Linked DNA regions of Homo sapiens: regions 1 and 2 are each linked to region 3. Evidence: chromatin loops called from intact Hi-C (ENCODE). Cell type or tissue: MCF 10A. All regions are shown on one strand.

The links. Peaks named below come from ENCODE experiments on the same cell type or tissue, not always from the same donor. Only the 100,000 strongest peaks of a DNase experiment are listed, where the experiment ranks them.
Region 1: a loop joins it to region 3, with 4 times the contacts of the local background. A loop is called at or near these places in 15 of 110 quality-filtered maps.
Region 2: a loop joins it to region 3, with 17 times the contacts of the local background. A loop is called at or near these places in 64 of 110 quality-filtered maps.

The regions. Positions count from the first base shown.
Region 1 is chr14:88,229,094-88,237,093 of GRCh38, reverse strand. All of the region lies in intron 3 of KCNK10 (potassium two pore domain channel subfamily K member 10), which reads left to right. Among named protein-coding and RNA genes, the nearest start is that of KCNK10-AS1, 72 kb to the right of the region's middle. In MCF 10A, a CTCF peak has its summit at 3,028 (motif pointing right); no DNase peak of the experiment used is centred here.
Region 2 is chr14:88,165,331-88,173,330 of GRCh38, reverse strand. It overlaps KCNK10-AS1 (KCNK10 antisense RNA 1), which reads right to left. Exons shown (of 2, transcript XR_944121.2): 1 at 7,013-8,000. Among named protein-coding and RNA genes, the nearest start is that of KCNK10-AS1, 8.7 kb to the right of the region's middle. In MCF 10A, a CTCF peak has its summit at 4,609 (motif pointing right); a DNase peak (open chromatin) is centred at 4,600.
Region 3 is chr14:87,941,818-87,949,817 of GRCh38, reverse strand. GALC (galactosylceramidase) reads left to right here. Exons shown (of 17, transcript NM_000153.4): 13 at 1,940-2,090; 14 at 4,085-4,265. Among named protein-coding and RNA genes, the nearest start is that of GALC, 47 kb to the left of the region's middle. In MCF 10A, no CTCF peak of the experiment used is centred here; a DNase peak (open chromatin) is centred at 4,647.

The DNA.
Region 1 (8,000 bases), 290 kb before region 3:
AAGCAGTGGCAGGGTTTGAGAAGATTGATTCCAATTTGAAAAAAGTTCTACTGTAGGTAAAATGCTATCTAACAGCATTGCATGTTACAGAGAAATTGTGAAAGGAAGAGTCAATGGATGTGGCCAACTTCTTTGTTGTCTTATTTCAAGAAATTGTCACAGCCACCCCAGCCTTCAACAGTCACCGCCCTGATCAGTCAGTAGTCATCAACATCAAAGGAAGACCCTCCGCCAGCGAAAGCATTATGACTTGTTGAAAACTCAGATTATTATTAGAATTTTTGGTAATAAAGTATTTTCAAGTTAAGGAGTATATATACATTTTTTAGACCTAATGCTATTGTACACTCAATAGACTGTAGTAGAGTGTAAACATAACTTTTATATGCACTGGGAAACAAAAAAGAAAATGTGTGACTCATTTTATTGTGGTGGTCTGAAGTCTAACTCACAATGTCTCTGACGTATGCCTGTATAACCTCAGGGTATGTAATTTAGATTTTAATTTGTTACCCTGATATTTGCATTTGTTTTAGTCGTAGCTCTATAGTTAGATATCATTAATGTTCATCTCTAGTCCTTTTGCTGTGGTTTATCTCATGATCACTTACTTGGCTGAAAGTCATCTTCAAGTAGTTGCCTTAAGAATGGCTCAGGGGAGCAATATTCTGTGAGATCTTGCATTGTTCACAGTTGTAGCTTAACATTTGAAGGATAGTTGAAACAAAATGAAATCCATTTTATTGACTCACATTTTCTTTTTCTTTTTTTTTTTTTGAGACTGGGTCTTGCTCTGTTGTCCAGGCTGGAGTACAGTGGTATGAACATAGCTCACTGCAGTCTCCAACTCCTGGGCCCAAGTGATCTTTTGGCTTCAGCCTCCTGAGTAGCTGGGACTACAGGCGCATACCACCAGGGCTAGCTAATTTTTAAAATATTTTGTAGAAGCCAGGTCTTGCTGTGTTGCCCAGACTGGTCTCAGACTCCTGGCCTCAAAGGATCCTCCTACCTTGGCCTCCCAGAGTGCTAGGATTACATGTGTGAGCCACCACGCCTGGCTTTACATTTTCTTTTTAACTGGTCTCACAGGTGTTGCTCTTCTGTTTCCCAGTTTTTATGCAGCTGTTGGGGGAAACCTGATGCCAGCCTTTTTTTCCCCACTTTTATAGGTGACTTTATCTTTTTGTTCAGTGACTTAAAATATTATTTCTCTTTCATCTGATAACATTACTAGGTTTTGACTCTTTTATTGCATTAAAGTTTTCTTGATTGACATCTTTAAACATTTTCTTTGCTGTGTGGTTTTGGTTTTGTTCTTTGGGAGATTACAGCTATACATATATTGTAACTTCTTTGCTCATCTTCTATGTCTCTCATTTCTCTTCTACTTTTTAACTCTTAAAATCTAGTTTTCATTTTGTTAATTTTATTCTCCCTATTCCTTTAGTTTGTATGTTTTCCACAATGCCTGTGCTGCCATGAGCTCCTTCCAATTTTATTTTTTGTTTTTGTGATCAATAGGGAATTTTTTCCTTTTCCTGTTTCTTTCCTGAATTTCATAGCTCACATTTCATCTTCACTTGTTGTTCCATTTTTCCACTGATTTCTTGAATTTCTACTTTTTGGCTTCTCTGTGAAGATTCTTAGAGATGATTATTTCATACTTGGTCACAATTTTTGTCTGATTTTGGAAACATTTTTCTGGTGAGCCTCTTTCCATCCATTGGTAAGTTTTGCTACTCTTTTCACATTTTTTTTCTTATGGAAGTTTTATATTTATGCTGGGTCAACTTCTTTTTAAAATACCTGGCCCCAGGCAAACTGGATATTCCTGGACCAGCTTTCTGCCAAATGATTTCATGGAGTTGGGGAGAGGAGAGCAGGGTGAGTCAGGGTACCACCTTCCAGACAGCACATCCTAACTCTCTTCATTTCTGTGACAGAGTGTTTCTGCAAATAGGGTCCTTCTGTATTATTTCTGTCCTACCTCCCTGTTTTCTGAACCAGATCAAGTTCAGGGTGGCTTCTGCTGCTCTCCCTCTTTATCCTATGTTTCATGCTTGGTAAAAACAGGGACATCTCTTTTGAAGTTCAGAGTGAGACCCTCCCCTTTATACTTGGATATTTTCGGATACTTTCTGAAATTTACCACTTTAGGGCCCTGTCATCATTTTCTGAGCTTCTTCTTTTTATTTTTTGTTCATATGGCTTCTGTCCAATCTCCGCTTCTTTTGGTAGTTCTTACACATATGCTGGAATCTCTGGATTATATCCTTCTTCCAGCTCTGCTGAAAATGAGTTTGAGGATTTTCTGCCCACATACAATTGTGAAGTAGCACTGCAACAAAAATCTTCATTCAGAAGCAGGAGAGACACCCAGCAGTCACTGGTCCACAGCAATGAGGGACAGGCATTGAGAGGCTCCCCCGCCCTCCTGGTGGGGGAAATTCCTTCATTCAAACTTGTTTATACTCTCTAGGAGGAACTCCCTGCCTTATTGCTCTCTGAAGCCCAGCTATGCCTTTTGAGAGGTTCTTTCCTCTGAGGCACAGTTTTGACAATCAACTTCCTATAGGCGCAAATTTCAGAGGCTAACGATTGGTTTAGCGGCACAGGTTTTTGCTTTTGTTTTAAGATCTAGCCTTCAGGACCTATGTTGTTTCTAGGTGAAATCCAGAAAGTCATATGCAACAAGAACATTTTGGATGAAGGAAAATTGCCATTGTTATTTAGAAACACTCTTAATCTAATTATATGACATGCTAGGTTTACACTTGCAAATCTGCAAATATATTGGTGTTAGCTATTAAAAGTATTCAAGATGCCCATGACACCAGTGGGTCTGGGGCTTAGAAGCCTTTTCTGGCACTCTAGGCCAGGTTAGGTCAGCTTAATCCACAGACTCACAGCGTCCAACAAAGGAAGCTGGGTGGCCTGACACCATTTAGTATACGGGCAAAAAGTGTTAGCAACCTGAACAACACCAGAGGGCGTTGCTGTAGTGGATCCAAGAAGACCAATGTCAGGTTTCATTGTGTTCAGCAGATTGTTAACCTGGGAAAAAGTGTCACGCATTGTAGGAGGATCTATTGTACACCAATTAAAATTGAGAAAGTCTGGGCCACTTCAAGAAGTACATTTTGGAAAATGCTCTCTGATACCCGGTATTGGATTCATGAGACATTAGTGTGTATATTGAAGGAAACTCCTAATTTTCTTGTTTCATGACATGGCTAAATGAATGATCTGTCTGCTGCATTGAAAAACACTATGGCTACATTGGAAGGTGCATTAATGGTATTTATTGTGTTAGCTTGTTAGGAATCCAGGAACTTGGTTTATTGAACAACTATGTTTATTGATCCACATAATATTATGTGACTGAGGAATGGTGGCTCCATCTGCCTAATGAAGAACGTTTGATATGCGATGGTTTTTGCCCTTTTTTGTGTGTGTGCTTACACCGGAATCTTTGAGTTTGAGCAAATGGCTCTTAGCCCTTGGATTCTGTTGCCTGGATTCCATTCACTTACTCACCCATGTCCTCATTGTCATATCCCCAGTGGTTCCCTTCCCCATGCTTTGTCCCCAGGCCTCAGGTGAACAATCACCTTGTCTAGACTAAGAAATCCAGTGCTTGGCCACAATTATTAGTTCAAAGATGGACATATGATCTGGATTAGGGGCTTTTGCCGGAGCTTTGGAGGAAATGACCTCTCTTTCTTACTAAAGGTAAGTCTGGAAAGAGACAGGCCTAAGGCACTGCCAGTCATTTTTTTCCCCTTGGGTTGTTCTGCCTAGAATTCATCAAACACTAAAGAAGCAGAGTGAAGAAAAGGAGTGGTGAATGGGGTCTTGTTTACATCATTTGAGCTCTGGATGGTGCTACCCAGGAAGTGTTAAGAAATAAATGTTAAACCCCCTTCTATTTACTGGGGTCAATATATTTTCTTTCGTTGTTTAAGCGAGTGTGCGTTGAGCTTTCTATTACCTGCAAGTGAGAACATCCCAATACATGCTTTGGGTCAGAGCTCATGCAGGGCCAGTGAATATCCTCTGACCTCCACAGCTAGTGACTGAGCCTGCTGGCTGCTGCAGCTGCCATCTGTCATCATCTTTGAGCCACTGACTCTTGATTTAAAGTCTTAGGCAGAGCCATCCTATTTGTTCATGTGCACACATCCTGGCTGCCTAGGAGCTGTTTCCTCTGTGGTGGGAGGCAGGACACTGTGTCATACCAATTATGCACAGGAAGGGGGGCTTTCCCAAAAATCAGAAGGAAGGTGGATGCTGAACAGGAAACTACTGCAAAACAAATGTGCATCAAAACCAAAAGTAAAATGCAAAGTCCACTTCAGTATCATTGTACAGTGTTAACACTAGAGATAGGGTCCTTGTTCTATTTAATTTAGAAAACACAATTTTCTCTCTCACTCTTTCTTTCTTTTAATTGAAAAATAATGTATTGTAAGTTGAGCACCATTTAGCTGGCTAAATTTTAACTCCAGAGTGGAGGATCTTTATAGAGTCATACAGTTAGAGAATTCCAAAGAAGCCCTTAATACAATGTAAGTAAGAATAATGAGGTGCAGAAATAATTGTTTTTCCAGTTACTTAGTGGTAAATTCATTTGTTGCATGTGGTCGCAAGGTTTATAAGAAAACTCAGAGCCCAGCAATTCTTCCAGTTCTTCCTGAGCAATTTTCCACTAGTTAGGAGTCAGGAAAGAGGAACCGTGAGAGCTGAGGAGCTGTGTATTTCATTAATTGTGAAATACACAAATATTGGCCTGTTCCCTTGCGATCATAAAATTTGCAACGTAATATTGCAGACATTTTTGCATATTACTAAAGTTCTTTGAAAAGTGTATTCTTTGATGGTTTCTATTGGATCCACTATTCACACTATAATCACATATTCCTGGGAACTTAAGCTGTTTCTATTTTAGTAATAATGTAACACCATGGTGTTAACGTTGTGAAGTGTGGTCTTCATCTCTGGTTGTTGCCTTGGAAAGGTTACCAAGGGTTTGCTCTGTCAAAGGAAATGAAAGGCTTGCCAAATTTCTTTCCAGAAAGGCTCTCATGAGCAGCTTAAGGTTATGTACTTTTCAGACATAAAAAATGTGTTTATTAGGTAGAATGTGTATAGACACACTTTGTGAATAATAGAATCTTTTCTGAAAAGCAGCGCTACTCCTTAGTATCAGAGATCCCTTTTATCTGAGGATATCAAAGCACTTCTTTTTGAAGAAGGTTTTTCTTGTGCTGAGATATATGGAAAGATTTACAAGTGTATAGCAAACGGAATACCTTCAGGCACTTCTCCAGACCAGTAGCCACGCCAGAAGGAAGAGCAGACTCTGCTCTGTCAATGACAGGGCTGCACTGCACCCTAGTCCCTTTCTCAGTAACTAATTCAACGTGAGAAAGTCCCACCTGCCTTTGATTATTGGCTCAGCTGGTGGGTCCCCCGTAACTAGCTTTTCTAAGCTGGATGAATGATGCTCACTTCTATGTGCAGATGCTTTTTCACAAGCTGTCATTTGTAGAAGGACAGCGAGCGATCAGGTTCTTACCAATATCTGTGAAATGCGATTAGATTTTAGTCTGTGAGGCATTTTCAGATTGAGCCACCTGACTCTGCCCACATCAGAGAGAGAGCCTCTGGTCAGGACCAGGTGGTAGCCAGTCACTGCGTCACTAGCCTGGCAGCCTCATTTAAGGGTTGTCCCTATCAAACTATCGAGGCACCTGTTGGTACTTACCCAGCACTGGATTGGATGTTTATTTTTTATTTTTATTTTTATTTTTCAGAGAAGGGGTATTGCTTTGTTGCCTGGGCTGGAGTGCAGTGGTGTGATCATAGCTTACTGTAACCTCAAACTCCTAGCTCAAATGGTCCTCGCGCCTCAGCCAACCAAGTAGCTGGAACTATAGTTGTGCACCACCATGCCGGGCTAATTAAAAAAATTTTTTTTTTGTAGAGACAAGGGCTCACAATATTGTTCAGGCTGGTCTCAAATTCCTGGCCTCAAGTGATCCTCCCACCTTGGCCTCCCAAAGTGCTGAGATTATGAGTGTGAGCCCCACTTGATTTAGATGGGATGTTTAACCTGTGCCTTTGAAAAGAGCAATCACCATGGCTAACATTTACTGAGTTCTTACTAGTTAACGTGCATTGTGCTCCACATACATTATCTCATTTAATCCTGCATAACCACATGAGGTGGGTACTGTTATTAGCCTCATTTTATCTATGAGAAGACTGAGGCCCAGAGAAGTTAAATAACTTGCCCGGTATTTCATAGTTAGTAAGCAGTGGAGTCCAGCTAGATTCACCAGGACCAGCTACATAATTTGTGGCACCCAGTACAAATTGAAGTGGGGTCCCTTAGAGCATTAAACCAAGCACAGGACCCATCTAAGCGTGGGCCCTGTGGGACTGCACAGGGTGCACATCCATAAAGCAGCCCTGCCTGCGCAGACAGACTGGTGACCATAATAAGAAAGCACACTCTCAACTAAACAAGTAGGGCTGCACAACACACAGTTGGGCCAAGATTTGACTTTGGCACGTAAACAGCAAGTGGAAGCCTTTGTGTGCACTCCTCAGGCACAAGTCCTCTTTAAATGCCAGCTTTCTCTTCCTGAAAAACGGGGAACTCTTTTCTAGCCAGAGGTGAACAGATCTGAGCTCATCCTGGTGCTGTGCGTTCATTACAGCCTCCCCTTGGCTGTTTGCCCTTGTGGAGTTGGTTGTCTTCTGCTGAAAGTCACCACCTGATGCTGTGGGTGCTATGGGAGAACAGTGAAGTTTCTGGAGGGAAGATAGGAATCAACCGCCTGTTTTCTCCTGGGACTGAGTTTTCCTGGAGACATATTGCTCAGAAACAATTCCTTCCCACAGTAAAGCACAAGGCAAACGGGGTGCTTAGTTTGCATCATATTTCACAGGTATTTAATCTTCACATGTAACTCTTGCTTTGCATGTAACTCATTTAATCTTTAATAGCTATGGGTAGGCACTTTAATAGCCTTGTCTTTTGATGAAGAAAGTGAGGGAGAGAGATTAAGAATGTGCCTATGACCTGAGAGTTGGTAAATAGAAGAATCAGAACAGAAATCTGTGTAGTCTCTAGTTCTAGAGCCTACAGACAACTGTCACACCTTACTTCAAAGTTCTACCCAAGCATTCTAGAAGGATGAGCAGGGCAGTCAGAGAGGCGGGGTGTAACTAGATCCCCAAATCCAGAAATGTGGTCTTCCCATTGCCTCAGAGCAAAGCTCCAAAGTGTAAGTGCTGGAATTTTCCCAGAGTGACAGTGTTGAGGGTCAAACAGTCTCTCCTTATAGTTCACCAAAGGCATGGAGCACAAATACACTCACACACACGCCCATGCATGAGATACAGCATCACTCAAGAATGATGACTTTCTGTCCACTGGGCAGTGTGTCACCAAAGAAAGATGGCTGTGAATATATTTAAAGGCTTGTTTGAGTATTGCATCACTCATGCTCTTACCCAAGAACTTAGCTTTAATATTATTTTTGTGTTCTAGTCAACAAAACACTGAACAAATAAGGAACCAATTGTGATAATAATAATAATAATAATACTTTGCATTGGTACAGTACTTTACAGTCCATTGATTTTTTTCTCCCTGCATTTTCCTTGAGTACCTCTGACACTAGGATTTGCAGATGTTAAGTGGGTCTAAGGAGAACCAGGTAGTGTGAGGTGGAATTTGATCCAGATCTTTCATCTCCTCACTTCTCCCTGATGCTCCGTGGTAAGCCACAGTGCCTTACCCAGGAGGTGGGTGGGGGTGGTCATCTCTGAAAGCTGGAGGAAGGGGGTGTAGCACTTGTCAGGATTAATGAGATGCCTGTTCATCCAGTTCCAAGCCTCCACTTGTTTGCCTATGTCTGCAATATATTTCTTTCTGAGACACTTGGACAACCTATATTCCCCAAAGTTAGGCTATTGTGAGACAGTCA
Region 2 (8,000 bases), 220 kb before region 3:
TAAATCTTTGGTCCATATTGTGTCATTTTTTGTATATAATGAGAGATATGGGGCCCAGTTTCATTCTTCATAGCTATTTAGTTTTCCCAGTACCATTTATGTCCTTTCTCTATTACCTGTTTTTGTTGACTTTGCCAAAGATAAAGTTGGTTGCAGGTATGTGGCTTTATTTCTGGGTACTCTATTCTGTTCCATTTGATCTACATGACTTTTTTTTTTATTCCAGCACCATGCTGTTTTGTTTGTTACAGCTATAGCTTTGTAGTATAGTTTGAAGTGAGATAATGTGATAGCTTCAGCTCTGTTTCTTTTGCTTAGGATTGCTTTGGCTATTTGGGCTCTTTTTTGTTCATATGAACTTTAGGATTGTTTTTTCTAATTCTGTGAAAAATGACATTGTTAATTTGATAGAAATTATGCTGAATCTGTAGATTGCTTTGGGCAGTCACTTTACCACTATTGATTCTTCCTATCCATGCACATAGGATGTTTTTCCATTTATCTGTGTCATCTATAATTTCTTTCATCAGTTTTGTATTTCTCCTTGTAGAGACCTTCCACATCCTTGGTTAAATGTATTTCTAGGTATTTTATATGTTTTCGTGGCCATGATAAATGGGATTGAGTTCTTGATTTGGTTTTCAGCTTGAGTGTTTTTGGGGTCCAGAAACGCAACTGATTTTTGGATGTTAATTTTGTATCCTAAAACTTTACTGAAATTGTTTATCAAATCTAAGAGTCTTGAAGGAATCTTTAGGGTTTTCTAGGTATAAAATCATGTCATCAGCAAATAGATAATTTGACTCCCTCTTTTCCAAGTTGGATGCCTTTTATTTCTTTCTCTTGCCTGATTTCTCTGGCTAGGACTTCCAGTACTATTTTGAATAGGCAGGGTGGGAGTGGACATCCTTGTGTTGTTCCAGTTCTTAGGGAGAATAATTTCAACTTTTTCTTATTCTTGATGTTGGCTGGGGGTTTGTCATATATGGGCTGTTACTATTTTGAGGTATGTTTCTTTGATGTCTATTTTGTTGAGGATGTTTTTTCATGAAAGGATACTAGATTTTATCAAATGCCTTTTCTGTATCTATTGAGATGATCATATGGGTTTTGTTTTTACTTCTGTTTATGTGGTGAATCACATTTATTGATTTGTGTATATTGAACCATCCTTGTATCCCTAGAATTTTCTTTTGATGTGCTATTGGATTCAGTTCACTGGTATTTTGTTGAGGAACTTTATGTCTATATTTACCAAAGATATTGGCCTGTATCTTTCTTTCTCTGTTGTGTCCTTGCCAGATTTTGGTAACAGGATGATGCTGATTTCATAGGATGAGTTAGGAAGGAATCTCCCCTCCTTGATTTTTGGGAATGGTTTCAATAATATTGGTACCAGCATTTCTTTTTACATTTGATAAAATTTGGCTGTGAATCTGTCTTGTCTTGGGCTTTTTTTTCCTGTTGAAATATTTTAAATCACAGATACAATTTTGTTACTCTTATTGGTCTGTTCAGGACTGCTGTTTTTTCCTGATTCAGTCTTGGAAGGTTGTATGTCTCTAGGAATTTATTAACTTCCTCTAGATTTTCTAGTTTGTGTGCACAGAAAAGTTCATAGTAGTCTGTGATGATCCTTTTTACTTTCTGTGCATTTGTAATGTCATCTTTATTATTTCTGGTTCTGTTTATTTACATTTTCTCTCTTTTTAATGTGGTTATTCTAGCTAGTGGTCTATCAATTTTGTTTATCTTTTCAGTGAACCAACTTCATTTCACTGATCCTTTGTATAGTTTTTTTTGGTCTCAATGTCATTGAGTTCTGTTCCAATCTTTGTTATTTCTTTTCTTCTGCTAGCTTTGGGTTTATTCTTATTTTTATAGTTTCTTGATGTGTGATGTTAGGTTGCTAATTTGAGATCTTTCTTTTTGATGAAGGCATGAAATGCTATAAACTTCCCTCTTAATACTGTTTTTTCTCTGTTCCAGAGGTTTTTGTATGTTGTGTCTCTATTTTCATTTGTTTCAAAAATATTTTTGATTTCTGTCTTAATTTCATTGTGTACTGAAAAGTCTTTCAGGAGCAAGTTGTTTAGTTCCCATGTACTTGTGTGGTTTTGAGAATTCCTTTTGGTAATGATATTTGATTTTAATCCATTGTGATATGAGAAGATACTTGATAGGATTTCATTATTTTGAATTTATTGAGACTTGCTTTACGGTTAAGGATATGGTCAATTTTACAGAATGTTTTATATGCAGATGAGAAAAATATTCTTCAGTTGCTGGGTGGTATGTTCTGTAGATGTTTATTAGGTCCATTTGGTCAAGAGTCCAGTATAATTCCAGAGTTTCTTTGTTAGTTTTCTGCCTTGATGATCTATCTAGTACTGTCAGTGGAATGTTGAAATCCTTCACTATTTTTGTATGGCTGTCTATATCTTTTCTTAGGTCTAGCAGAATTTGTTTTATAAGTCTGGGTGCTCCAGTGTTGGGTGTGTATATATTTAGGATAGTTAAGTCTTCTTTTCTAATTAAAGTATGTTTTATCTAAGAATAGCAATTCCCTACTGTTTTTTGTTTTTCATTTGAGTGATAAAACATTTTTCATCCCTTTACTTTGATATTATGGGTGTCTTTATACATTAAGTGGGTGTCTTGTAGGCAGCAGATGGTTGGGTCTAATTTTTTAAATCCAATTTGCCAATGTGTATACTTTAAGTGGAATATTTAGGCTGTTGACATCCAAGACTAATATTGACATGTGAGGTTTGTTTCTTTGTTAATATTGACACATGAGGTTTGTTTCTTAGTGTTGCTAGCTAGTTGCTTTGTAGTCTTAATTGTATAACTGCTTTATAGGATCTGTGAACTTTGCCCTTATGTGTGCTTTTATGTTAGTGAGTATTGTTTTGTCTTTTTGTTTCTGTTTAGAACTACTTTGAGCATTTATTGTAGGCTAGGTCTAGTGGTGATGAATTCCCTTTGCATCTACTTGTTTGTGAAAGACTTTATTTCTCTTTTGTTTATGAAGCTTAGTTTATTAGGATATAAAATTCTTGATTGGCATTTTTTTTTCTTTAAGAAGGCTGAAGATAAGCCCTCAATGTCTTCTGATGTGTAAAGCTTCTCCTGAGAAGTCTGCTGTTAGTCTGATGGGATTTTCTTTATAGGTGATTTGACCTTTTTATCTAGCTGACTTTAAGATTTTTTCTTTAGCATTGATCTTGATGGTCTGATGTCTGTATGCCTTGGTGATATTCATCTTATATAGTACCTTGCAGGTGTTTTCTGAAATTTTTGTAACTGAATGTCTACCTCTCTAGCAAGATCAGATAAATTTTCCTGAATTATTGCCTCAAATATCTTTTCCAAATTGCTTACTTTTTCTTCTTCTCCTGTCTCAGAAATGCCTATAAGTCATAGGTTTGGTCATTTTTACATAATTCCATATTCCTTGAAGGCTTTGTTCATTTTTTTAAAAAAATATGTTTATTTATTTTTATCTGACTGAGTTAATTCAAAGGACTGGTCTTCAACCTCTGAAATTCTTCTGCTTGATCTAGTCTATTGTTAAAGCTTTCAACTGTATTTTGAAATTGCTGTAGCAAATTTTTTATTTCCAGAAGTTTTGCTTGTTTTTAAATATAGCCACCTCAGTCGGGTGTGGTGGCTAATGCCTATAATGCCCGCACTTTGGGAGTCCAAGCAGGCAGATCACTTGAGTTTAGGAGTTTGAGATCAGACTGGCCAACATGGTAAAACTGTCTCTACTAAAAATACAAAAGCTAGCCAGGCGTGGTGGCCAGCACCGGTAGTCCTAGCTACTGGGGAGGCTGAGGCAGGAGAGTTCCTTGAATCCAGGAGGTGGAGGTTGCAGTGAGCTGAGATCGTGCCACTGCACTCCATCCTAGGTGACAGAGCAAGACCCTGTCTCAAATATGTATATATATATAACATATACGAGACATACATATGTTGAATTGTTTTTCCGATTTCTTTATGTTTGTTTTCAACTTTCTCTTGGATCTCATTGATCCTTGAACTTTCTCTTAGATCTCATTGATTGCATTGAGGTCTTCCTTACAGTCCATATGTTGAGTTCTCTGTCATTTCAGAATTTTCATGTTGGTAAGGATCCATCGCTAGAATGCTAGTTTGATCCTTTGTGTCAGAACTGTTTTTTTGTACTGCTAGATTTCTTGAGGTGATTCCTTCTCAACTAAAGAAACTGTCGCTTCTAACTTTTGAATTTGCTATTGTTTGGCTAAGACTTTTTAAAAATTTATTTTCCCTAGAAGGTATGACTGTGTTGTATATTGTGTATGACCATTTGGTTTCATTTCTGGGTGCTTTCAGGGGACCAAGTCTCTGTATGGGTTCCTTGGTTATGGAAAGCTTTTATGCAGTGGTTTTTTCAAATACTGCTTGTTGGAGTGATGTATTGGGTCTATAACACACAAGACTGATGCATATTGACACACTATCTTCTGCAGGGCTGGGAGTGTGGAGATCTTAGGAAGCTTGTCTCCCACGCTAGCACTGTGCCCTTCTGGCAGGCTTATTTGGTGGTGCTGTTTGGTCTCCATGCCAGTAGGTGGCACTAAAGAGTAAAAGCTGGCTAGCCCTTGAGTAGCCTGGTGATGAGTGTAGGCATCTGCCCTCATGTGGAGTGGAGTTGGAGTGAGGGGGTGGTGGGGGAGTTGTGCTGGGATATGTTGAGGTCTCAGGGCTGGGGGCAGGGGTAGGGGGCCGCACCAGCTCCTTGCCCTGGACAGGCAAGAACACAATCTGTTTCCCTATCATGCCCCTGTCACAGGGCTCAAGACTTTCCGTTTGTATAGACGTTGTCCTTTAGCTTCTGGCTGCAGTGTGAGTGAGGTCTGCAGGAATCCTCCTCTGGTGGCTACCACTGAAATGGGCTTGGGACAGAGCCTCTTCCCCCAGTCTAGGACAGACAGCGCTGCAGCTTGTCTGCCATCCATTTCTGGGATGCTGCCACTCTGTATAGGAAGAGAGAGATAGGTCCCGCCCTTCATGCAAGCCTGGGGTATAATGGGCTCACTTTTAACAGGGGTACCGTTGCTGCAAAGAGCCCTGGAAAGGCTGTCTCTAAGTGCACTCACGCCAGCCCCCATCAGGGAAAGCCTCTGCTGTGACTGCAATGGTGGACAGGGGGAGCGGAAGATGACGCCCTCTCCACGTTTGTCCCTGGTCCCTGGTGCTGCCCCCTTTAGCAACTGGCATCACCCCAGTGTGTTCTTTTTTTTTTTTTTTTTCACCAAAGGGGACTTGTACTTTCCCTTCCCCTCTCCTCCCTGGTTTATTGTGTTATAAGATGTAGAGAATTGGCTATCCGTGCAGCAAGACAGCACAATGTGACTCCCATTAAATAAAAACAATGCTCGTTGCTTACAGTGGTAGGGGATTCTCCCCACTTCTATACTATAAGCCCAGGCTTCTGGGTCTTTTCTGACAAAGAGACCCATAGATGTCCCAAAGGCGATTAGAACAAAGTAAGAGGAGGCCTCTTAAAAAGATTTTAAAAAAATCAAGAGGTTAGAATTTTCCGGGTTAGAATCCCCCAAAGATACTGTACATGAAGCCCTTGCCTCTGTGTTAGGTACACACATACACACACACAAAATTAATGACTCTATTCTTAAATATTTAACTACTTATTATTTACTATTAAAGAGTAAACATTTAATTATTTCTACTATTACTAGTTTTATCCTCTGCTGTTATCTATACAAAAAAGTATAAATGATCCAGTGGAAAAACCTCACAACTCATTGTTTGGCCACTGAAGGCAAATCTGCTTCCTCAAAGAATACATGTCCCTTTTCAACTTGCTTTCTTTTCTTTTTGAACTTGTTTATTTTTATTCCAAAGAGAAACTGAAGAGCCTTTCAACAGTTGCTGGCCCATCGAGGAGTTTAAACCTGCCAGTCTCTCATGTGCATCAGAACCAAAATGCAATTACTCTTTGCTCTGTGTGTGTATGTGTGTGTGGGTGGGTGGGTGGGTGTGTGTGGCATCCTAGGTACCAGACAACTTCAGTGACTTGCTCAAGGTCACACCCACCAGCGGTGGGTGATGGGGCCGGGATATAAAATCAAGACATGTTTAACTCCAGATCTCACCTTCTTCTTATTGGCACTTCACTGCCATGAAGCCTCTAATCCACTATGAAAACCACATATAATAGAAGGAATGGGGACTCCAGGAGGTACCACCCACTTCTCTGCACCACCTGGGGCCAGGGAATCTTATCTCTTCCCCAAGTCACTTGGATGAGTTTTCGTGGCCAGACTACTGACTCCAGAGGTTAGGAGTTCTTTTTCCCATGGGTAGAAAAATGAGCAGCAAACAACATGGGTGCTCTCTGCCAATGGAGACTTACTCCCAAGCTCTCCTTTTGCTGAATCTTGGCTAAAGCATGCAATTAAGAGTCAGGTTCAAGGAAGTGGGATGCATGGTAATGACTCATACCTGAACACAAACAGCATTCCACCCTCCCTCCCGTCTGTTCCATTTTAGGTGAGGAAGCGCATCAGCTCTCAGGTTATGATCTGGCTGTAATACTACAGTGATGCCAGGGAAAGTCAGAAAATTCCCAGCTAGCATGTCAGGCAGCCCAGGATAGGGAGTGTGACTTGCCCAAGGTCTTAAAGGGAAAAGGCGAGGTCATGTCTTTGCTTTCCTCTTATCCTGTCTCCCTCTTTTATTCCCTATGACCCATCCTTTTAGAAGCAGTAAAGGGCAAAGTTCTGGTAGAGGGAAGTGGGTGGACTTACCGTTTATGTTGACATTTAGAATACCACCCACACTGGACCTCCTAACCACACCAGACCTCCCAACCCTGATGCTTTTTCTTCACTATATGTGGCTCCCAGAGAGAGAAAATGGAGGTTACAGGTTCCTTTTCCACCTCTCCCTCCTTTCTGTTTCTCTTTGCTTTCATATTCTTGAGCTCTGTGATTAATCTCCAGCCTGCGAAATAACTGACCTTTAGCCAGAGGCTCCTCTTGCAGGTTGAGATGGTTTGACTGCAGGTGGTACTGTTGTATCCATCATCTTCATCTGTTTCATGAGGACCCTTTTAAGTTTTGCATGATTCTATTCAAAAACACCTCTTGGCATTTAGAGATCATTTCGCATTGAGAGAGGCCACTTCTCTCTGGTCTTGGGAGGCCAGGAAGACTGGCCTGGGGGAGATTTGGGAGCTGGGGGTATTAATGGTATTTGTGTGCACTTTGGGATTCAGTCTCTCTATGCCTTGTGAATGTTTACAGTTTTTCTTTCCTTTTTTTACTCCCTAAAAGGTCCATCCCATGAGTCTTGCAGGGTGTAGGAGGGGTGGGTAGTAATGGTGCAGAAATGGGCATCACGTGCGATGGGCCTTGAGCATTGTGCCTTTCTTTAGCACGGATGTGACAGGCAGTGGCATCAGGTCCCATTTTCCTGCCTTGTGCAGAACCTGTGCCACTGCCCTGCCACGCCAGGCAAAGGACTCGAAGGCCCTATTTCCTGGGTTCACATGAGTCAAGAAAACCTTCCTTTGTCAGCCACTGGATAATTACAATAAAAGGGGTATTGCCCCCTTCACTGCTGTCAAACAACAGATTCCTCCCTGCCCTCACAGTCTGCCAGGACACTCCACTGAGAGCCCTGCATTGCCAGTGGCAGGTCTCTGCTATCCTGCTCTCCCAACCCCCACTTTCGGGATGTCTTTATGAGTCCCAAATCACCATTCCTCTTTACTTCCAAACTCCTCCTCAGGAACCAGCCATCTTAGTCCAGATTGTCTGAATGCAACAAAACAATAAAGGGAAACCATCCATTTTGCTGTGGCTTAGAATTGTGGTAACAGCCACAGAATAATATTTCTCTGGCACTGCCCCCTGCTGCTCTGTAGGGCTCCAGCACTCCCCTCCCCCCAGCCCAGGTTTCTCTCAAATAGTCCCAAGAGTCCCTTGATGGTGACTCTTTCATGA
Region 3 (8,000 bases):
TGGGTATTCCAACAGTAAAACAGTAAAAGGGCACAGAAATGTCATTAATTAAGAATTTTTATTTTTATAAGTTTGTGTGTTTATAGATGTGTTTAGCTCTTAGACATTTAGTTTGTCTTGGTGGATGGTGACGCCATCACCTGGCTTCCCAGGTTGGAAATTTAAGTCCCATTTGAGACTCTCTGTCTTTCCCACTCACCCTCTGTATCCCGCCAGTGGTCAAGTATAGACAGTTGTATCCACACATTTCTCTTACTCACTCCTTATTCTCCATTACCACCGTTACTTCTTGTTTCAGTTCTTCATTATCGCTCTCCTGGATTTCAGAAACTGCCTCTTGTTTTTCCAGTCTGACTTTCCAGGTCACCCATCACACTGCTACAGAGTGAAATGTCAAAAATGCAGATCTGATTTTTGTGACCACTGTGCTCAGAGGACCTCAGTGATTATTTTCTTAGAAGTTAACATTCCTTAGTGTAGCACATGGCCCTCATTATCCTCCCAGAAGGTAGAAGACTGGTCTTCTTCCTAGAGATGTGTCCTACTAAACTGGCCTCTCTTCACATACTAAACTTACATTTTTCAAAGCATAGCATGCCTGTTTATTTACCTCTGTGACTTTGCACATACTGTGTTCTTCACCTAGAATGGCCTCTCCTCAACTTTGTCATCTTTTGAGACTCAATTCAAGTGTCTTTTCCTCTGACGCTTCCTCACCAGTCTTAGCTCATATTCACCTAGGGCCATGTGCTTACCTAGTTAAATGCTTTTCCTGCACCACTGGACACCTTGAAGACTGAGCCTTGCCTTATTTAGCTTTATATCCCAGGTGCTTCCCACAGTGCCTCATCCATGGTGCTTTCTGGGGAAAGGTTTCAAAGAACGAATTGGCCCAAACAAGCACATTATTTCACTTAATTGACACAAGTCTACCACTTTTTCTGGTTATTATTAATGTTCTGATAACCAACTAGTCACTAACAGTGATAAAACACCTTATTATGTATTAAGTTCTGAAAAAAAAGTTCATACTTTTTGTGTAACAAATTGCTAGGAATGGCATAATAAAATTGATTTTCCTCATAAGAAAAATAATGTCATTTGGGGTTATTCTTCAACCTGAATATAACGGTCAGGTATTTCATAGATCTGATCATCAATTTACCATTAAAACAAGGATAATAACTCCTTTTATTCAAAATAGAAAAAAACTGTTCAAATTTCATAAAAGGATTCCAGTGTCTTCAGAGATCTACATTTAGCATAGAACAACTTTGATACTGGGAGCGTTTTCCATTGGTCACACACTAAGCTTAGCACTTTAAAAGCATTATCTGGTTTAATCCTCACAGCAGTCTATAAGGTATGTATTTTTTCCTCATTTTGTAGATGAGGAGATTGTGACTTAAAGAGATTAAGTTGCCAAGATCGTAAGTGTGACATAAGCCTAACTTGCTAGTTGAAATATATATTGATCATAAAATGAGCAGGATTTTTCTCTCTTAATTGTAAAAGGATTTCTGTGATTAACAGCTGGGTCGACAGTGATATTTTATGAATTTTTTTACCTTAGTAAATTACTGAGAGAAAAAAGCAGGTCTCTTAGTTGCATGTATCGAATATATCCAAGCTTTAAGGAGCTTACTGTGTAGTGGAAAAGAATAGGCTAATAGAAATAGATTTTGAGATTATTTAGTCCTTCCTTCCATGAAGTAAGGTTGTTTAAAATTATAAAGCATAATTTTATAAAGTTTTCTAAAATACTTAGGAAAAAAAGATTCCAAGGGCCTTGATATTGGTGAGTTTTCCACAAATGTTTAGGAAGTTCTAACAGAAATGATTTGGACTTTTCTTTAAGCTAATTTTTTTAAAGCTATTCTGTCCACATGAGATGAGCTATAGTACCTGGTCCTGAATACAGTAGTGTCTTCTTTTTCAGCTCCTTGACAGCGATGGCAGTTTCACACTGAGCCTGCATGAAGATGAGCTGTTCACACTCACCACTCTCACCACTGGTCGCAAAGGCAGCTACCCGCTTCCTCCAAAATCCCAGCCCTTCCCAAGTACCTATAAGGATGATTTCAATGTTGGTGAGTATTTTTCACTAAAACTTAACTTGGTCTCTATATTTAACAGTAGTGTGTTGATTTCTACCTGTCAAACTGGGTGCATGATGGAGTGGCTGTCAAAAGCACATTCATTTACCTCCTACATCTCATATGCGGTAAAAGGAGGGCTAATTTTTTGCATTACTTTATGGTAAATCTAAATTTGAGGACCCTGTATTTTTCAGTTTCAGAAAAAAATATAGGGTTCATTGTTAGAATGAAAGTTATAGTTCTGATTTGTTTTTGGTGAAACTTAAACTTTGTAACTTTGCTACTGCCCCATTAGCCATTACTGACATCTTCCTTCTGTGTGGAGGTTAAGACACATTCATATCTGTCTTTCTGCAGTGCTAGTGAACTGAGTGCTTATGGGCAGTTATGTTGTCCTTGGCTGATCCAACTCATTATATACCATCCCGTGCTTTTTTTTTAATTGAGCTTTCTTGGTTTTCTAGGAAGATCTGTCCTAAAGTTGTTAGAAAAGTTTTTGGTTATAGGTGATTTAGGAAAACCACTTGGAAAAAAGTTAGAAGACATGGTCATTGTAGTTATATTCCTAGTGAGTAAGTAACAAAATTTGTTGACTGCTTGGTGGTGTTCTGTAGGTTTATGGGTCTCACAGACAGGGTCAGGTGGCTTTGTAATCTGCTCCTAAAATCTGTAGCAGCAGGAGAGTAATAGGGAGGGAGCTGGCATTGCTGGAGCATCACTTGAAGCTCCTGTTTGCTGCAGAGCTGCTTGTTCCACCAAAGATGGACACTCCTATCACCCTTTCCCAGTCACTGCTACAGGGTCTCGCCTCCCTTTCTCAGGAAATGATCTAGTTGGCTGGAGTATAAGGCCTTTTGGACTGTGTAATGGAGTCCTCTCAACTATAATACAGACAACAGTGATCCTCAGGGGGAGCTTGGTGGTTTGTTTTTCTGCAACTCTTTGAAATGGCCTCTTAGATAAACCCATTAATTTTGTGAAACACAGGGTCTTTAAAATCTGTTGCTCGCTTGGTTCTCTGTTAGCAAAAGTGACTTTTGCCTTCAGTAAGTGAGGAATCTGTGTGGGATATGGCCTAGATAATGAGATTGAAGAACTGCCAGCACCAAGACCAATATTTTGTGACCCTGAAGACTAAGAGGCAATTTCAAACCTTCAAATATAAAATGTAATACTTTATGAGCTACAATATAAATTTAAAACTAAGTTAAATATTATAAGCTAGGCTCTGGAGATACTTGTTAGGGTTCTAAATGTCTCAAATGAGGTAATGAATGCAAAAACACTTGGAAAAGCATGAGGTATAAGAGCTATAAGATATGTAAAATTTCTCCTCTACAGCATTCATTATTGTAAGACTATAATTTAATTTAGTAAAACTAAAAAGGGATTGATAACTTAGGCCCAAAACTGGTTTTTGCTGCAGTTTAGAAGTAGAAGAAAATTTGTAAATTTTATGCTTGATATAGTAAACCTTTCTTATGCTCTTTTGGCAGATGATTGTGACGCATGATTTGGAACCTTGCTTGACAGATATTAGAAATAATAAAGCTATCCCTTATTGAGCCCTTGCCAGGTGCTGGCTTATGTACCTGTTATCTTTTCTTTAATTCTCTTGTCCTCCTGCAAACCTGGAAATGAAGAAACTTTAGATGCAGGGCAGTTAAATAGCTTGTCCAGGGCGACAGACTGAACTCGAATTTGAATCTAGGTCTTACTTCAAAACTCATGACCTTTCCTCTACACCAGATGCCTGGATTAAATATTATGCAGCATCTATATGTCGAACTCATCATCTTGATATTTAGTAATGATGATACAAAAATTAATGTATCTTTATTAGACCTAGGCCCTAAACTTTGGTTTAGATTTTATTTATTTATTTAAAAGCTTTCAGAAGTGTTTCAGACATACTATAAAATATCAGCAAGGAGAGCTTCTGAAGGATTTGATACTAAACAGAGAATTTCTTACATTCTGAACAGATTACCCATTTTTTAGTGAAGCTCCAAACTTTGCTGATCAAACTGGTGTATTTGAATATTTTACAAATATTGAAGACCCTGGCGAGCATCACTTCACGCTACGCCAAGTTCTCAACCAGAGACCCATTACATGGGCTGCCGATGCATCCAACACAATCAGTATTATAGGAGACTACAACTGGTAAGATTGATGTTCTCAATGTGGATCTGGCTGAAATACCCTTGTAATATTGTCAGGTACATTTTGAAGTGAAGAGTTTTCAATGGTCCTCCTATTTCAAGAACCTAATAGATGTGTAATATGTAATATTAAGGGTTGTTGAATAGTATGGTGATGACCACAAAGCTGCAAATTGTTTTGCTGCCCCAGTGTCCTTCCCTCATTTTTGCCCTATTTAATAGTGATTATTACAGGAGCAATTTGATTCCAGTATAAAAACTAAGGACTTTTGGACCCAATTATAATTTAATATTTGTTTATAAATAGACGGATTTGTGAGGTATTTTTAAGTTTTTGTTTTGCTGGAGAGTTGATTTGTTGATCTGGTGTTGCCATCTAGTGGACCAATCTTAGAATTACACCGTCTTAGCCTTATTAAAAGATTTACCAGGTGACAGTAGATGGCAATAGTAAAAAGCTAATCAGCTTTAGTCGCCTAGTGAATTTAACTTTTTATTTAGTCATCTGGTAAAGAGACAAGTTATATTATTCACATAAAATATAATGCCAAACTAAAACTTTCCCTTCCTCTTTAGTTACAGAATTTCTATGTGCTGACTTATTCCACCTGTCATGTGTTTCTTTTTCATTTTTTCCTATAACTAGTATGATTCCACTGTGGGAAAAGAAACACATACACATTCCAGGTTTAGAGCTAGTACTAGTAATACCAAGCCACCAAAAAGCCATATCCGAAGCTTGGAAACTGGAGAGGGAAGAGAAAAGAATTCTGAAAAGAGCCTTGAATTGCCTGTCTATGGAGTGTGCAGAAAGTGTTTATCCCTCCTGAAGTGCCTTACTCCCAGTTAGAAATCCTGATTCTAGTCCCAAGCTCTGACATAAGTCTTAAGAAACTTTTAGTTATCCAGAGCCCCTGGAACCCTTATAACACTATGAAGAGTTATTGAGGTGCAGTGAAGAATTCCTTCCTAATTTAGGATGACATTTGTGGCTTGTGTTTTTACGCAGAATTTCTGCTTGTCCCATTGTCTCTGAGGTGGAAACTTTACCTAGATTTTCCAGTTATGGTAGTGGAGTTCTTGGCATCCTTATTTGTGACTGATGGTCTTATTTTAAGTCCAGTGGCTGGGTTTAAGTGTCCAAGGCCTGGGTCCCATTGTTTTGATCTCCAGTTTTGAAGTCGCCGTATAGGAAACTTTTTTTTCTGTGACATCCCCTATACCCCATGCACTTGAATACCATAGAGGGCTCTTTCTAAACTCAAACTCAATCTTATTTCTGGCTGGGACTCCAAAAAGATTGAGAAGCCCCTTAATTGTAGTATAGAAGTGAGATATAGCACCATCCAAAGATTTACTCCCCCAGATCTTCATATATTTGAATCTTCATATACATCTTCACAATTTAAATAGCAATACTCAGTTTTTACTAGGATCTATTGCAGTGGGTAAGGAGGTGGGGACGAGGGATGGGGAAGGGTGTAGAAGGGAAGAGAGTGACATATTCTGAAAGGAAAGGAACCGGGAAGTTGCAATTTTGCGTGTCAAGAAAGGCCTGCCTTCATCTTTCTGAAGCCCTGTTTTCATCATGTTATTCCCCTGCTCAGGAAGATGCAGTGACTCTGTCCTGCTACCTGTGTTTTCCACTTCTAGGCTTGATTTCCAAGACCCTTTATAATTTGGTCTCATCTATTATGTGTTATTTTCCAGTATTCCACCCTCTATTTGAGGCAGCCAGATCTGCTCAGAGATCCACACAAATCCCTTGTTCATTTCTGTTGTCTGGCTGCTGTGCCCACTTATTGTGGGAAAAGGAGGGAATAAAAATTGGGTAATAGTAGGCACTTTGATGGATTTCCCACACAACCACTTTATGGTGGAGATATCATCGTCCCCACCTTGCAGACTGAGAAACTGCATCTTTGGAATAAGATTTACCCAATATTTCACTTGTAAGTGGCAGAACAAGGGCTAGAAGCCGGGTCTGTGTGACTGAGTAGCCCATTCTCTTTGGAGTACATCTCACAGCCTCATTTTAATCATCTTCTTCCTAAAGGTAGGAAATGAGAAATTTGTTTAGTTTATCTGTAGTGCTATTTTAGTAAATCTGCTCTCAATGAGTGCACACTACTCACAGTTTTTAGACTTGTGTTTTGAGTAGAACTTCCTCTCTTATACCTAGATTTAGTCATTTACCAGCACAGTAATTTGATTATATGGGATAGATTGTACTATAACTGGCTACTTCTATCTTGATAGTGAGCATTGGTTGGAATCCTTTAAAGACAATCACAAAATTACCTTTCCCTGCACACAGATGAACTCTCTTGGATCAAATTTGCCTTATGTATTGGCTAGTTTTTGTTCTTTCAGCATTACTGAGAGATTGTGGCTGTGGAAGAATAAACCACACTTTTATTCCATTTCATTCATTATCTGTGAAATTGCCTGGCAAGTTCTGATGCAAGAATCACTTATTCTGGAATGTGGTATATAGAAAAGGAAAGTTTGATCTTCTCTCATTCCAACTCTAAATAGAATAATTTTATGGTGCTGATGGTATTTGTAGCACTTTCAAACTTCTGATGAACCAGAAAGGAGGTAAGGGATGTAAGTACCAGTGTTGATTGCCAGTGGTTTCATGCTGGTGATAATCTATGGAGAGAAAACTCCCTCTGATGTCAGAGGACATACAAGAGAGACTGGGCTTGAGTTACTTAGCATTTATCTTCCTGTAAAGTAGTCCAGCTCTGCTTAGATAATTAAGTGTGGATTGTCCTCCCTGTGTAGCTGATGTAGGTACTTCTGTAATATTTTCCTTTATGTAGTAAAATTTCACTGTGCAAAATTCACTGATAAGACACAGAAATGTAAAAGCCACATAATTCTAGATCTCATTCCCCCCAGCCCATTTCCAGAATGGATTTCTTGGTGTTTCCAGTTTTATGTGAGATATATTGCTTGATTTATGACTTGGTTATGTGCAGGCTTTCTTTTTCTTCCCACTTGCAGTTAGATACTGAGTAGGAAGTGAAATATTTTCAGAGATCATGTTGGTTTGGGGTGGTTGTAGCATTCCAGAAGGAAAGTGTTGTACCTGGTAGCATTTGTAAGAGGAAACCTGGAGGAGAGCTCACTGTAAAAGCTCTGGTAGTCCCTGGACAGCTGAATCTTTTCCCATCTTTGATAGACTGCTGTGGATCAGTGAGCCTAGAACCAGGATTTTATTGCTTCCTTATAGACAGATACTTCATAGGGGAAAATGGTCCTCCAAGTGGCATTCCTGGACGAGCAGCATCAGCATCACCTGGGAACTTGTTAGACATGCACATTCAAGGGGCTGCCCCAGATGTACTGAATCACGCTGTGGGGTAGGGCCAGTGAACTGAGTTTAAGAAGCCCTCCAGGTGATTTCAGTGCTGTTCAGGTGTGAGAAGCCCTCCTAGAGAGTCAACTCTGTGGTCTTTGCAGAAAAATAATTTTAGATCTTTTCTCCTGGAGTTTTAAAGTTTTGTTAGATTTAAATGTAAAAGTTGGCCCCGGAATAGCTTGTGTTCTCTCAAAGGCTCCTAGCATTGCCTTCATTGCCTCTCTTTGTTGATGGAAGTTTGAATAAACATTTTCCCTCAGAATTGTGTGGAACTTTTTACTTTTTAATGTGTTCATAGACAATAGTAGCATTTTAAAATATTGTATTCTTAAGATGAGAAGTTGTTTTATTGTAGAAAAAAAATTT